2 separate regions of the Homo sapiens genome follow, and region 2 is linked to region 1. Evidence: chromatin loops called from intact Hi-C (ENCODE). Cell type or tissue: heart right ventricle. All regions are shown on one strand. Each heading gives the region's core, and the rest is flanking DNA. Links, peaks and the distances in the headings are about the cores only.

What was found. Hi-C counts contacts between places; a loop is a spot of excess contacts. Peaks named below come from ENCODE experiments on the same cell type or tissue, not always from the same donor. Only the 100,000 strongest peaks of a DNase experiment are listed, where the experiment ranks them.
Region 2: it touches region 1 in a loop (3-fold over the local background); 25 of 110 quality-filtered maps call a loop at or near these places.

What each region holds. Positions count from the first base shown.
Region 1 is chr7:41,006,872-41,015,133 of GRCh38, forward strand. It overlaps a transcript of SUGCT not described here. Among named protein-coding and RNA genes, the nearest start is that of LINC01450, 31 kb to the left of the region's middle. RefSeq lists an enhancer at 1-540. In heart right ventricle, for the core only: no CTCF peak of the experiment used is centred there; DNase peaks (open chromatin) are centred at 3,728 and 4,317; H3K27ac peaks cover 2,869 bases.
Region 2 is chr7:41,707,169-41,715,430 of GRCh38, forward strand. It overlaps INHBA-AS1 (INHBA antisense RNA 1), which reads left to right. Exons shown (of 4, transcript NR_027118.2): 2 at 3,430-3,614. Among named protein-coding and RNA genes, the nearest start is that of INHBA, 8.2 kb to the left of the region's middle. RefSeq lists an enhancer at 1,970-3,169. In heart right ventricle, for the core only: a CTCF peak has its summit at 4,744 (motif pointing left); no DNase peak of the experiment used is centred there.

The sequences.
Region 1 (8,262 bases), core at 1,349-6,348:
TTATTGATTGAATACCTTGGCAGATTGAAGAATAACTATCTGAAGATTGTGAAATGATTTCTGTAAGTTACATGATTATCCACTGAAGTGATGGGCTCTATCACAACATATATCTTTGTTAGTTGGTTATGAAGCTGACATAAATTTAAAGAAGAAGGGCCTCAGAGAGGTTTCTGGAAAAAATTTTCATTTTATTAATATGGAAAAATCTTAAGCTTAGAGATTCAGTTTTTTTTTTAAATTGAGTGGAAACAAATCCTATTTTATTTTAAAAATATATTTTATTTCCATTTTAACTTTGATGACAATAAAACACAGATTTTGATAGAAGAGTCATCATTCAAAAACAAAGGATGGGTCTCCTTTCTCAAGTGGCACCCTGACTACTTAATATTACACTACTGATTGGTCTGCATGATCCTGTTTGATCAAGTGAGATGGCCCTCACTGAACAGGCTTTTCCAAAAGCATTTTACAACAAGTCGAGGCCTCCTTAATCCAGAGTAAAGCTAGGGATATACAAGAGTGGCAAAATGTAAACAAGGGGAGACCCAAGAATATACTCAGCACGGGAGCTCATGACTTCCTCTCTGACTCTGGCCAAGAGTATTGTTCCTGCTGTGTGCACGCCTTAGAATATCACCCAGGGAACCGGATGCAATGCTTTGGCACTTCATCTAATTTCTCTGCTCTGGAGACCTAGTCACCAATGCCAGATAGATTCCCTTGCAAGTGATCAAATACTTACTTGACTTTGAACTTTTGGTGAAAGATTTAATGTGGGATAATCAATGAGTGAAACTACACTATGCAATCCCACAAATATGCAAAAAACAAGAAAAAGAAAGGGGAAATTAACATTCTTGGATTATTTGACCATGAAAGCATGGAATTTGCTTTAAGTAAAAGCTTCTATGACAATGGAATCTTGAAGGAATTACAACTGAAATCCAAAAAAAAAAAAAAAAAAAAGAATTAAATGGTCTTATGTATTTTTTTTAAATCGTTGTGTTCAATTGTGCTATGTAGAATCCACAGTTTTCTCTTCCCTTAACAAAATCTTGGGTGTATTCCATAACTTCCTGGTCACATTTGGTAATTAAAACTTAGTGTGGCTTAATTTAAACCCTTAATTGCATATCCAATTTAAAGCTAGAGCTGTGACTCTGGCTGCTTAGAAAGAGGGTGGGGGGCAAAATCTGGCTGTGGAGCAATGCTATCCTCCCCCTCCCGTAGACCCAGCTTTTCTGGGGAGCCTGAAGGAGGGCTGGGGGATGCACAGAAATCCTTTCTTAAATGGCCACTTGCCTGTGGGAGGGAGGCGCCCCTGGGCACTGTTCTGATTCTTCCTGGTTCCATTTTCCTCTAGGAGTTTCCATGCAAGTGCTGTATGTGTTTTTAAGCTTTCTTCCACCCCACGCTCCTGAACGCAGCCTTGTCTGCCATCAGCCCTGGGAGGGCATCTCAGGTCTCCACTCGGTGGAGCCTGGAGGAACCTCCTGGCTCCAGCACCTCCTCTCACATCCGGGTTTCTTTTAGTGGGGCCAATGAAAGGTCACAGTCTGATTTCATGTCCTCTCAGCACAGAAGAAAACTAGGTGGGTTGGGGATCACCCTCTCTTTCCCCGGGAATTGCTACCACAGTCCCTCCAAGTCAACACTCATGCCTTGGGAAATTCCTAGACTGAAAGCAGGCCACAGCTTGCGTGTTCCTCTCTGCCTGTATCGCACCTCAAGGCTCCACATCTTCCATGGAGACATCTTGAGTCTGCCAGCTCTGGAAGCTTGGGAGGCCTCTCGGTGGGGAGTGAGATGCCAGTTTCCCTGTATTGCAAGTCCCCCCAGTCACTATAAATGACGCTGCTGGAGGGCAAATGCGCCCTTCCCTGGGTCTGTTTCATGCACACCTCTCCTGCCCTCTTCTCTTGACTGGGGAGGACCTGGCAGGATGCAGTGGTGCTTGTTGGCAGTGTGTCCCTCCTGCTGCCTCGTGGTCACCCGAAGGGATGGTATCTGGTCCCACCCGAAGGGATGGTGTCTGGTCCCGATGCATGGTGGCTTCTTGTTGGGTCTTGCGAGAATATGATGGTATCTCTGTTTCCAGTAGTATTAAATGTCCTGTGGTATGAGCAAAAAAGGGACATGGCTTAAAAGTGACTTATTTTGGGGAAAATGCAGTTCTAAAGAATGCAATTTAGCCGGGTATGGTGGATCATGCCTTAATCCCAGAGCTTTGGAAAGCTGAGGTGAGAGAATGGCTTGAGCCCAGGAGTTTAAGGTTATAGTGAGCCATGACAGTGCCACTGCACTTCTGCCTGGGTGACAATGTCTCTCTCTAAAAAAAAAAAAAAAAAAGCAACTTATATGTTAAATGATGGGCAATGGAATGAAAGATTCGATTTCACAGTCTATGAATCTATGTTAATTATTAATTCTCAAAATGATTTTTATACCCAGGGCTCAATGAATAAAATGTTTCTTCATAAAAATTAGAGGAAGGAGACTGAACTGAGTTTAGGTTCCCAAATCATAGGCCTAGTGCCACGGGACAGGTAAAGCCATGAATCTTCTTGTGAATTTGGTTGCTAACTTAGAGCACTGGGTAACTGGGTCCATCTATGTATCCATCCACCATCCTTCCTTCCTTCCATCCACCATCCATCCATCCTTCCTTCCATCCACCATCCATCCTTCCTTCCATCCACCATCCATCCTTTCTTCCATCTACCATCCATCCTTCCTTCCATCCACCATCCACCCTTCCTTCCATCCACCATCCATCCTTCCTTCCATCCACCATCCATCCGTCCTTCCATCCACTATCCATCCTTCCTTCCATCCACCCACCCATTCATCCATCTCAGTGTCCTGATTCTTGTCCCTTAAAAGCTATAGTACAATGTTTTCATTATGTGGTCTGACTTTTAACAAGTACCCCAGATGTGTTAAGTTTGAGAAACTCTGGGCTATACTGAAGACTGCAGAAAAGTACCTTCTCATCAATGAAATCAGTGATCACTCTCTTCGATGATATTTCCCCAGGCATGACTGGCCTCACAAAGAAACTTCCCTTGAGATATGTGCTGTATTCACATGCAAACTTTGATGTGTGCATCTCAACCAAGTGAGCCTACATGTGTTTGCGCTGGATGTGTACTATTTTGTAAAGTGAATTCAGAGAGATGGAGAGTTCAGATCAAGAGGAAGCTTGCTCCCTGCCCTCTAACCTCACACCACCCAGCAGAACTTTTTCACCATCTGAAATTTTTGTTTGTTCATTTATTGCTCATTATCCACCTTCCCAAACCTGAATGTAAACTGTGATATTAAGTACATTGATTGCTTGTTCACAGTGGAGCCCCAGAACCTGGCTTAGATACCAACACGTAGGAACCACTGCTACTGTTACTGTTAATGACTCAATGAGCCACGTAGATAGACACGAGTAAAACACAAGCTTTGCCCAAATAATTGCAGACATTGAGGTGAAGTAGGGATCATAGTGGAGTAAAAAAATGGATAGGATTAGTTTGGGAAACATTTCTAGGAGTGAAATCTGAGAAGCCTTCTGAAAGGCATAGAGAATGGAAGGTAGGAACTTGTTCCTTCTCTGTAGACCAGTTCAGGCAGAGGCCTTGAAGCGGAAATTGAGAAACTGGTTCTGAAAAACAAGAAGCACAGTCTGGCTGGAACAGAGGGAACTTGGAGAGGAGAAGTCACAGATGAGAGTGGCCATAGGGTGGTGCTGGGTGAAGGAGAGTTTGAAGGCAATGGTCAGAAGTTTATATTTGGTCCAGATGGTAATAGCAAGCCACCGGAGGGCCATGTTTACACATTTTCAAAATCCAATTAGGATACCACATGTTTTTGTGCTGTAATCACCCATTTTGGACCCATTAAATAAATTAGTTGAAAGAGAAAAACAAAGAAAAAAAATAAAACGATGTGTCATTTGATAGCATTAGGAAATCATGGGATAAATGTATTAAATTGGAATGTTTGACCTGGAACGAAATTAATCCAAATATGGTCTTGATGACTGAGTCTCAAACTGAGCCAGGCCCACAGCTGATGTTTGAAAATATGAATGGTTAAAAAACAAACAAACAAACAAAAAGAAATGATGGTGGTTTGGGTGAGGAAAATAGGCATATCTTTCCCTTTGAAGGGTTTGGACATTCACTTACTGAGGGCAGAAGCCTGGACCTGCTGATTTCTCATGCTCGATTCCAAGCTCTAGATTATGACAGTTCTATAAGAACACTGGTTGACACGCATGAGGAGGAAGCAGCTGTTTCAGTGGAATTCCCTCTGGAGAGGAAGGAAGTCCAGCCATCCAGATGAGATCAGGCAGAGGGAGGCGGATAGAAGAACAAGCAGGCACTCAGAAGAGGGGAGCTGTACAAACCTGGGGTTTCGTGTGTACCTACTGTACATCCTTTCTTTAGCCTCAGCCACAAATTAGAACATGCAGAAAAGATAGTAGAAGACAAAAGGGAAGTGAGAAGGTGGACACAGATGCTGCTTTATTGGGAGAAAGTAATAATCTTTGTCTCTTCTGCTAGTATGATTTATTTCTTAGAGCCCCCACTATTCAAAGTGTGGTACCCCAACTGGGGTATCCCCCAACCTCTAGGGGAGCTTGTTAGAAATGCAGAAACTCAGACCATACCCCAGACTTACTAAATAAGAATCTGATTTAACAATATTTCCCAAGTGTTTCATAAGTAACTAAAGTTTGAGAAGCACTGTGTTAGAGTTTGGAGCAAACTAAATAAAATAAAACTCAAGGTGAGAAAAAGTTAGAGAATTATAATCCCACAGGACAGAAAACAGTGTAAATCATCCCACCTCCCTCCCAATGGAACTGGATAGGTTATACAAATTACTACAGACCTACCCACATATATTCAACCATAGAAACTCTTGATTCACAGGTATACATTTTTGTATACAGATAGATGCCACTGGGAATGCACTGGTGGGAAAATTCCTGCTGTTCCAACCCCGAATCAGCTTGTTTTTTTCTTTACACTGTGGCTTTAGAGCTACTGTCTTTTCCCTCAATCACGCCCAGTTCCCTTCATCGGTGGTGTTTTACGTTCTTTCTCTGTTTCACTTCATATTCCACACTTGCATCTTTCTCGAGTGCAGCCCCAGCTAAACCAATAACTGTGGAAGCCAAATGGAGACAGTTTGAACTGGAATCATTTGCCATTCAGCTGGAAAAATAATGATTCCCCAGTTTCTCAAGTGTGGAAATTTCCCGGAACCAGCCTTTTCCCAGGGCCTGTAGACCCTCCCTCATTAGTTCCGGTGAACTCTCCCTCCCCCTGTGTCTTTGCTTATACCCCTCAATAGTCTCCAGGCTTGATTAGCTCACGCTCGCCTGTGCTTCTTTTCCATCACAGCTCAAGCTCACTGCCTTTCTTTGCAGCATTTAACCTCTGTGAAGAGCCGTGAACTATAATGGCTAAACGCAGTGGTTCAGTGTCTGGTGGGTCTGAGTTTCAACCCAGCCTGCTCTGTGATCCTGGTCAAGCTACTCAGTCTCTAGGAACTGAAGTTTCTTAACCTGTAAAATAGGAACAATAATAGCAGCTGCATGGAAACTTGTCATGATCAAAGAGACTATGTTACCTAAAGCAGTCAGCACCATACTTGCACATAGCAAGTGCTCAAAAAATGATCAATGGTAGCTATCTGAGGCCTCCATGGTGAATTCATTAGGTAATCTTGGCTTATAAAAAACATTAGTGGATCCAAGTGCCTCATTTATATTGTGATTACTTCAATTCTCTCTAGACAGTGCTGCCCTAAGATTCATGGACATTTAGGTGAAGAGACTGCCACCCACACATTTAATTACACTAATGTTTTATCCAGAGAAACTAAAAAAAAAAATTAAAATGAAGCAGAAGAATGCAAAAATCAGAAAATTATGGTGATAATGCTATGAGTGTATTTTTTGAATCTCAGAATCTATGATGAAAATTCTAAATGAAAAGCAAAATATTTTGACCTTGTTTAAATATTTCCACATTCAGAACTCTAGTAAATTTCTGTGTAAGTGAATTACATGGTTGCCAGCACAGCACCATCTGCAAGTCACCTTTAATAATCCAAGTGAGGAAACTCTGATTTAAATATATATATATATATATATATATATGTATTTCATTAATTATATATGCATATACAATTTTTTAAATAAGAAGTCCACTTATGTGTTTGCAGAAAGTTTTGTCCCACACACTCTGCTGTGCTGGTTCAGAACAATGATAAATACAAATGGCATTTCACTTCAAACTGCGGAAATAATACATGATTTCTGTTCCTTTGGCTGACCAGTCATTTATCACAGGTCATTTACATAGATCTGGATGGCTTGGTAAACTAATCACTGAGCTCTTTCATTTGGTACCGCGTTCTTCTTAGTACATCATGTAAAATTAGTTTGATGATTTCAGTTCCTTCTCTTGGGATCCATAACCCCATTCACAGACGAACAAAAAACAATTTGGCTGAACTCACCAGCCCAGGTCCAAAGAAGGGGACAGTTGTGTCTTGATGTTGGAGTCATTGACAGCCAGTGAGTCAGTTCTGACTCCTGAGGAGGAGCATTGGCTGAGGACATAGACGAAAATATAGTAACAAAAAAGTGGTGTCCGTGGGTTCGTTTGAATGTGCATAAGTGCGCAGGTGTCTGTGTGCGTGCATCTAAGTGTGTATTATCTATGCCTGTATATGCATTTTGTGGGTGTGTGCATGTGGCTGTAGTGAATGGGCTGATTTAGGAGGGCAAATATTGTGACACATTCCAAGAGGTTACCTCATAAAGTTTTGATCAGGACACATTTTAGTTGCTTTTCTTTCTTTCTTTCTTTTTTTTTTTTAAAGAAAAGAAACATTGACTTTTGATTTTTTTCACTAATATATTTCTCTCCCTAATCTCTCATGACAATATTTCAGGTCCAACATGCAGATAACTGGAGTAGATATTATATGAAATTAGTTCGATGATGTCAATTTTCAATTTGGGGAACCATAACCCAATTCAAAGATAAACCAAAACAATTGGACTGAACCCACAAACCTGGGTTCACACATAGGGATAATTTTGACTTAATTTGGTGACAGTGAGTCTATTATGGCTTCTGAGAAGGAGGCTTTGGCTGGAGAAACAGATAATAAGATTCTTAAAATAGTGTGTCACACAAAGTACCAATGCTCATTTTCTTCTTTTGATATTGCGCTATAGTTACAGATGATGAAACCACTGAGGTGGAGTGGGTGAGGGTATGTGAGACCTCTGCACTATCTTTGCAACTTCATGTGAATCTATTTCAAAATGTTTTACATGAGAATGTTGTATATATGCGTGTATGTGTGGCTGTGTGTGTCTGTGGTGAATGGACTGATTCAGTATGACAATCATTCCCATGAAACTTTCAGTGACTACTTCATAAAAGTCTGATCATGACAGGTATTAGTTACTTAAAAAAAGAAACCTCAAAGTTAGATATTTTTATTAATTTATTCACCACCTCCTCCTTCTCCAATTTCACACTGGATTTAAAAAGTGAGAAGGGGCCTATTATAATCAAATAGCACAATTTTCTTACTGGAAAGAACATGAGAAATATTGAGCAAGATCTAAGAAGGGTAAAAGACTCGCAGTCCCTCGTGTTGAGTCCCAGCTGAGGACTTGGGGATGTGAGGGTCAGCCTGGAGCTGCGGATCACCAATGCTCTTTCTCAGAAGAGGTGTCAAATTCAACAATGAGCCAAGTCGTCAGTCTCAATTACTAAGGGGATGGTTTTTAAACAAGGAAAAGAAAACTTGGGAGCACAATGAAGCAACATAAGATCCCTAAGAAAAAATTTACTCCACTTCCCAAATTTCTCCCTTTTTGTTTGTTGTTATTAGATTTATTTTACCAATAGATTGAGGAATATGGCAAACATAATTCATGAGGGGCCTGACATAGCATTTACAGTATCTAGATGAATAGGCTGGGGAAATTGAGAATGATCAAATAAAAGCATGCAGCATATGGATGACACATGGCTGGCATACCCTGGAAAACCATTCATGTTCCAATAAATTACCTGAGAATTATGATCTTTTTAAAACATAAAGAAAAGTATGATTGCAGGCAGAACTTTTGAATTAGAGATGAGATATAATTATAGGCAGGAGATAATTGGTGTGAATCACTGACAAAGAGGTAACTTTCCCTCTCCATGGTCCAGTGGTCAT
Region 2 (8,262 bases), core at 1,620-6,619, 700 kb after region 1:
TGTTTTTAGATTATTTGGAAATGCTGCTTTCTGAACCAAGGGAACCCAGATACTAGAACTAAAACAATTAGGGAAAAGAGAAGGAGGAAGAAAACCCAGTAAGTAACCTATTACTCTTCATTCTACAGCAGTGGTTCTCAACCGGGGCGATTTTGCTCCCCGGGGAACATCTGGCCATGTTTGAAGACATTTTGGTTGTTACAGCTGGGAGGGAGGTTCTACTGATCATTAGTGGGTAGGGCCCAGGGATGCTGCTGAATATCCTACCATGCACAGGACAGCCCCCAACAACAAGAAATTACCTGGCCTACAGTGTTCATTGTTCTGCAGTTGAGATACCCTGATTTCATATTATAATTGTAAAGTTTCACTCAACCTTCTCCCTATCCATCTCCAAGAGGCCTTGGAAACCAAAAAAAAAAAAAAATTGCAGCTCTACAAAATACTAATAATTCAAGTGATTCTGCTTCCTTTTGCATCTTATGTTTTCTGATTACTGGAGACTACAGATACAATGTTCCTCTTGGGCAACCTCGTTGTTCCAACCAACTTTCACGTATGGTCTCAATACATTTTCCTGCTGGCTTTTTGTTCTGACCTAAAGCAGAATCTTGGTGACCAGCAACAAAATGAGATGGGCTGGCCCACACCCAAGTTGTTAGGAGACAAGAGACTCATGCAAAAGAGTAAATGAATAAAGGATTGAGTTGTTCATTTTAGCAATTCAGTATCAGATAAATCCATGCAATAGAGAATTCCCTGAAGTAAAATTCACAAACGTAGGATAACCATGCCTTTCTCCTAGAGCAAACAAATATGATGTAGCTTGATTTTATTTGTTTAATACCTTAGGGGAATGACATACAATCAATATCCAAAGAGATAAAACAGTGTTTTGCTAAATCCTAATGGCTGTTGCAAGCAACATTATATTCTCCAAACTTCCTTTGTAAAAGGAAGTGGTGTGTCTATTAAAGGAAGGCCATGCCCTTCCAGGTGTTGCTCTCCTGTGAGGACTGGGGAAACTATTGTGAAGGATTCCATCTCATGGAAAATCGTAAGAGTAATCAACAAGTATTGGTGAAATGCACAAGAGGGAAGTTGCCTGGATAAAACTAGCTTAGAACTGAAATCCTGTTGTCCATACAGTGAGTGCTTACTTCCCTGGTTCATCACTTAGCTCCTGAGTAAAATGGGTCATCCAGAAAGGAAAGGGTAGGTCAGAGATCATTTTAAGATGAAGGGAGCCATGAGGGGAATGTCTTAGACACTCTGACGCCGTATCATCTCTTCCAACGTGTGAATCACTGTCTCCTCAGGTAAATGGTCATTTTGGAACCAAAGGCCTCAATCAACTTTCAAATGATTCAGAAATGCCTGGACTTCTTCCCAAGAAGTAACCATGTAGTACATGTAAAAAAAATTCAATATTGAAAGAAATACTCATTTACAACCACTATATAAAAACATATATTGAAAAAAACCCAGACTAACTCAACCTGAAGAAATATGCCCTCAACATTCTTCCTGACCAATATATATTTCAAAATTGTTTATCATGACTCAGTTCTAACCCAATCAGGAAACATCTGCTTCAACAATTTATCTTCCTATTGCCTCAGAAGATTATTGAAAAATACCCCCCAAGGAATGCGGAACAGATTGTTGTAATCATTTTTCTCACCTGGATCCCCTTGGGTAATAAGTTCCATTGGTGACTTGAAGACATGGTGGTTTAGCACGTAGATTCCATTGGACTGATAAGAGAGCAGCAATCTTGATTTGCATCCACTTTTGCCTGTCCACAAAGATCCCCCCACAACCTGTTCCCAAATCGCTGCTTGGAGGGAAAAAGCCCGACAGAAAAGCCTGGGGGCAGTTCTGTGTGTATTTTTTTTAAATCAGTGAATTGCTGCCTCCCTCGTGTCCTAATAGAGTCCAAAGGTTCTGCCCTCTGTGGGAGCAGCTCCAAGGCATGGGCTGAGTGCTGCTGTTCACGAGTCCTGTGGACTCGCGTGGACACTGGCAGCAGCTCAGCTAGGTGAGTAAATATTTCCAGGTGGCCCACTCTAATTTTAGGAAGGTCAAGTTTGCAAAGGTGAAATAGCAAGTAGGACTTCTGTCACTTTAGATTGGAAAAGCAAACTGTAATTAAGCACAATATTCTTACAAAGTTTAAAATGGAATCACTGAATTCTACAACCAGCTTTAAACTTTCAAAAAATAACTTATGGCTACAATCCCTCTTCTACTCATTGAGTTCCTCTTAAAAGATGGAAGAGTATAATGAATGAGGGAGGAGCCTCTATAGTAGAAGGAAAAAAACACTCCAGAAAACCTCTCTCCAAAAGGCCAGGGGTTCATTTGTGATCCCTTAATGAAACAGGGGCAGAAAGCCAACAAGGTAATTTTGGCCAACTCCAACATCACTTAACTATGAGCTGAGAATAATTAAAATGGTGCTCCCTGTAGAAAAGAGTTCACCCAATAAGTTTCCCAAATTTCAAGGAGCTTTTGTTTTATTAGATGCTGTTATCTTCATGTTAGTCACAGGAAAAAAAAATGCCCACATACACACGCACAACTAAATGTAGTCAGTTTGCTCAGCTGCTGCTGACGTCACTGCTGCCCACTAGGAGTGAGTTACTGTCATAACCCCTCTTTTATTAATCATAGGCTGGAGGAAGCACAAAGTGAGTGACATCATTAGGCAAAGGACCGGCTAACTCATGCTCCAATTTACTCAGCTTTATTATAACATTTCTCGAGTGTCATATGAAAGTGATTACCATTTCACACTTTCCCCATCTGAGCAATCATCCCTAACCTTCAATTCAAATTCCCAGAGAAAAGCTTAGCTTTTCAGATGGAGGTGCATAAAGGCCAAATCTCACTAAGGGTCCTTGTCCCAAGAAGGAATGTCCTCCTCAGAAAGCCTTCTTCCTGGGCTTGAAACAGAGGCAGTTTCTAGAACCACTGGATACTAAATAATTCTCCATTGTCTCTGGCCCTGGCGGTGGCCTCTGACTGGAGAAGATCCTGACAGTCCAAATGGGTGCAGCCAAGTATGGCCTCCCAGTGACCAAGGGCACAGCCACCTCAGTGCTCTGAAGTATGCAAAACACCATTTGAAGATGAGGCAAAAGGTAGTGGTTGAATGTGTGGGTCCTGCAGTCAGACTGACTGGGTTCAAATTTAGGATTCACCACTTTCAAACTCCTGGGCAAATGACTTGGTTCCACAATTAGTATAATAAATATGGATAATAATATTCATAGATAGGATTGTTGTCAGGGATAGCTGAGTTAGTCGTGTGAGCCGCATAGAATGTGCTGGTACACAGTCAATGTTGCTTACTGGTATTATTTCTCTTCCTTTTTTAAAAAAGCTTTATTGGCTGACCTGAATTCCCTGCATCCTATTTTGTAGAGCCTTGGAAAGATGGGCAAATGCTCTGTGACAAGCCACCAGGGTAGACTGGTACTGAAAAGACCCTACTACACACAGGGGCTCTGTCCCTGGCTGGAAAGTTACAAGTCAGCCTACCTCTCTGTGATCTGGTTTCCACACCTACTACTCTTTATCCCATGAGGAGCTTCTGGAAACTAAAATAGGTACGTAATCAAAACCAAAAGAAGACATTGGTTCAAGGATCCTCAAGAGCTCAGCATCATGTTTCTGTTGTTTCTTTTTGAATAGACAAAATTCTCAGTGTTCAGTAGCTACACACACACACACACACACACACACAAACACACACACCCCACACACAAAAGTAGCATCTCCACAATGTTGCATGCATCAGGAAAGCAAATGTTTTTACCACAGGCTGGCTATGCCTCATCCTCTTAAACTAGCATCTTGAGGTCTTTGCAGAAGCCATTTTATAGATGCCTACACTCATCCCATTACTTGCATTCTCATCCTGAGGGTATTTTAAGGAGTCAAAATAAAGTTTACTTAGGCGTGTGTGAGAGACAGAATGATAGACCAAAAGAGAAGGCTAGGGCTTCGTAATATTTAGATAATGATGAAACTGAAATGGCTGATGCAGAGTGCAGTAATTATATAGGATACTTTATTATTTGGGTTCACCTTTGCTCAGTAGTGAATTATAAGCACTCTACTAGGTGAGAGGTTTGGCTTCCAAAATGAACAGCTGGCGCAGGATGGAACTGTCAGACCATGTCACATGATAAATAAAATAATACATAGAAACTTTAGGATCTCCTAATTGGAAGCTTCCTTTAGACAACAAAAGATGCCAGGCTATCTGCTGCCCCCTAACTGGTACCATGAAGAACAGCACATAACTTTTTAAGAAACAAAGTCTGATTCAGGTACAATTAGTTAGTGGCTGAGTCAACCTCCTAAGTTATAGTTGTGAATTTGGCCATTTCCATGAACCTGTTTGTTGCGATTAAGGCAAAGTCATCGGGTAGAGTCTGTTTTGTTTCTGTCTTTTCCTGATGGAGAGGCACTCCTGATTTGCAGCAGCTGCCCAGGTAGAAGAGTGTTGACCAAAGGACACATCACCAGCACAGACTGTTAATCATGTGACTAGAGAAAACTCTCATGGTGGCATTCAAATTTCCATATCCTTCTTCTATGGAAATTTCTGAGAGACCCAGAAAAGAAGCGTAACGACGAGGGAAAGTGATTCCTGCAGACCTGAACATTCCAGACTTACCAGGTGATCCAGCTGTCTGTCAGCGGGAAGAGGCTGAGGCGCCCCCTTCTGGTGCATCTGAATAGTAAGAAACCCTGTGTAGAAAGAAACCCTGTAGCAATTGGGCACCTTCTCCGTGATCTGTCTGCTTCCAATACCAAAAATTGTTGCTTTTTAAATGACATCCATCCTAAGCTTAAAAAAGACGCATATTATTTGTATAAAATGTTGAAGACGCAGAACAAAAAATGTAAATCACATGTAATCATCCCTTCCAGAAATAATCGTTATTAAAATTTCTGTGTATGTGTAAAAAAAAAAATTGCAATCCTACTGTAATATAATCCTGTATACTGATATTTTTCACCTATCACTGTATGTTGAGCATTTTCAATAGTCAAATTATTTCTTGAAAATATTAATGACTGGGGAGTAACCTTTCAAATAGGTGTGTCTTTATTTTTAAACCAGTCCACAATTATTGTATATTGAAGTCATTTCCCAAATTTTGTAAGTATAAGTATTGCATCCATCCTTATATGTATTTAAATGCATCTCTTATTATTTCCTTGAGATAAGTTCCTAGAAGTGGAATCACTGGATTTAAAAATGTGGACATATTTATGCCAGACGCGGTGGGTCATGCCTGTAATCCCAGCACTTTGGGAGACTGAAGCAGGTGGATCACTTGAGGTCAGGAGTTCAAGACCAGCCTGGCCAACATAGTGAAACCCCATCTCTACTAAAATTACAAAAATTAGCCGGGTGTGGTAGTGCACGCCTGTAATCCCAGCTACTCAGGAGGCTGAGGCATAAGAATCACTTGAACTCAGGAGGCGGAGGTTGCAGTGAGCCAAGATGGCACCACTGCGCTCCAGTCTGGGCGACAGAGTAAGACTTCATCTCAAAAATAAATAAATAAAATTAAAATTAAATAAGATAAATAAAAAATAAAAATGTGGACATATTTAAATCTTCATATATATTACCAAATGCCCTCCTGAAAGTTTTTACCTGTTACATTCCAACCAATAGTGTAAGGGCATGACTCTTTCCCTGTGTTTTGGGATGGATGTTATCAAAGTTCTCTCCCACCCAGGCCAAGTATGGTATATGCTTTGATTTAATTTGAATTTTTAAATTATTATTTAAAATGGACATTTTGTTGTCCATTTGAACAACTTTCTTTTGAGTCACTGTTCATGTTCTTTGCCCATTGTTTCTCTTTTATTAGTAAGAACCCTATTGTCATTTTTATATTTTAAATAAAATTTCATTGTATATACATTTATATTATCTATAGTAAAGTATATTTTATTATTAATGAGAACTTTTTATATTAAAGATCCTAACCTACTGTCTGCTACATATTATTGTAATTTGTTTCCCTGTTAGTTCCTGGCCCTTTAATTTTGTTTATATTAATAGTGTTTCAGGCCAAAAGAGAGTTTACACTTTTATATGAACTAATCTAGGAATTACTATCTTTTTGCTGAGGCTTCTCCATCAGGAAATCAAATTGATACTCATGTATATTTTTCACTAAATATTTTTTGGCACTTTATTCTTTAATCCAACGTATCTGGAATATATTTTGGCATACAGAACAAGGAAGAGCTTGACTTTTTAGAAATTTTTCCAAAGATTGAATGAATGAGCACCATTTATGAACTTTTCACTTTGGAATGCCATTTTCATCACCTATTGAATGTGTATAAATATGAGCACTAATTTCATTCAATTGATCTGTAGTGTGTTGCTAAGCTTGTGATCCCGTTCCATTGATATCTTTTTCCAGTTTTAATGTTTTTCTTTTAACTCTGGTTCTGTCCTATCCCAGGTCTTTTCACGTATGTGACTCAAATCCACAACTCAACAGTTATCTTGATTAAAATATCATTTCCTAATGCCAGGGCTTTATAACAACTGTAGATAATTCTAGGTTTTTCTCTACCTGCAGTTACTCAAAGTTTGTCATTTAATGGTAGCATATTATTGAACAGTGTGTTTGTTTGTTTGTTTGTTAAGACTGTGTCTCGCTCTGTCGCCCAGGCTGGAGTGAAGTGGCGTGATCTCGGCTCATTGCAACCTCCATCTCCTGGGTTCAAGTGATTCTCGTGCCTCAGCCTCCTGAGTAGCTGGGACTATAGGCAAGCGCCACCATGCCTGGCTAACTTTTTGTATTTTTAGCAGAGACGGGGTTTCACCATGTTGCCCGGGCTGGTCTTGAACTCCTGAGCTCAGGCAATCCGCCTGCCTCGGCCTCCCAAAGTGCTAGGATTACAGGCGTGAACCACCATGCCTGGCCTTAAACAATGTTTTTGATTGAAAAAGCTTCTTCCTAATTCTAGAAATAATAGGTATTCATTTTTCAAATACAAGCACCATCGAGGAAAAAAGAAAGGAAGGAAGAAAGAGAAAGAGGAGGGAGGTGAAGAGGAAACAAAGAAAGGGAGAGAAGGAGGGCAGAAAAAGAGGGAGGGAGGGATAGAGGGCTCCTACAGTTTAATCATTCAAAGAAAACCAGAAACAAAATTATAGTTTATGTCTTTCCAGAAATGGAAAGATCTTTCTTCATTTCAGGAACATTTTCTTCTATTGCATTTTTGACAAGTGTTTTTGTTTGTTTCTAAAATTTTCTTGAATGTGTAAATTGTTGATTTAAAGATTCTTTATTTTTTGAGTGTGCTCTTTAGCTTTCTTTGCGCTTTGTTTCGTTTCTTCTTGTTAGTTGAGGAATTTATGCATAAGCCCTATGTTGCTGTTTATTCTTTTCTGTTAACTCATTTTTGAATGGGATAAGACAGCAGGTCTACTGTTTGTCCTAAAATAGCATAGGTGTGTTCTCATCTATCCTCCTTTCTACTTCTCTCAACATCATCTACGTCTTGTCTAAGGGTTGGGTGGCCTCTGAGGCCTAGGACAAGAGCTGAGGTCATGGGTCGGAGCCTTCCAGTGACCCTGCAGCTAGGGCTTGTCTTGCCAACTTAGGAGCGTGTCCCTTCTGTTGGAGGAATACCCTTCAGGTTTCAGCTTTTTCCCTAGTTTTAGAATGGACTGGGTTAGAAAGATATTGGAGTTTGCAGCCTTTTTCTTTTGTACTGCTGCATGTGTTAAATTCTTCATCGTGTCTCAAGCTGACTGCTCTCGCTCCTCATTTCCTTTTCTTACCTGTGACAAAGCCTCTGTTCCTCCATCCTTGGATGTAAGCTTATGCCACCGTTAACAAAACTTAGGGAGAGAAAACTAAAATCACCCATGCACTCCAGGCTCGGCAGATGCTCACACCTGACTCATTCTCTTGTTTTCGGGTCCTTCACCCAACGGCTACCACAGCTGTCTGTTGGCTGGCTGCTCCCCGGTCCCCACTTGGACCCTGCTTCTCTGCAGTCCCTTGCATACAGACTCTCTCTGTAAGACACATTCTCCTCCCAGGCCATCCTCTTGGGCAGGACCTAAAACAGCGCCAGGCCTGCCTTCCCTCCCATGTAGACCCTATTAGCTCCACGGGAAACTCATGCATTTCTAGCCCACGCTTGATGGGAATGTGGTTTCTTCATAAACATAGTCCCCTCCTCCTTTTATCCTTTACC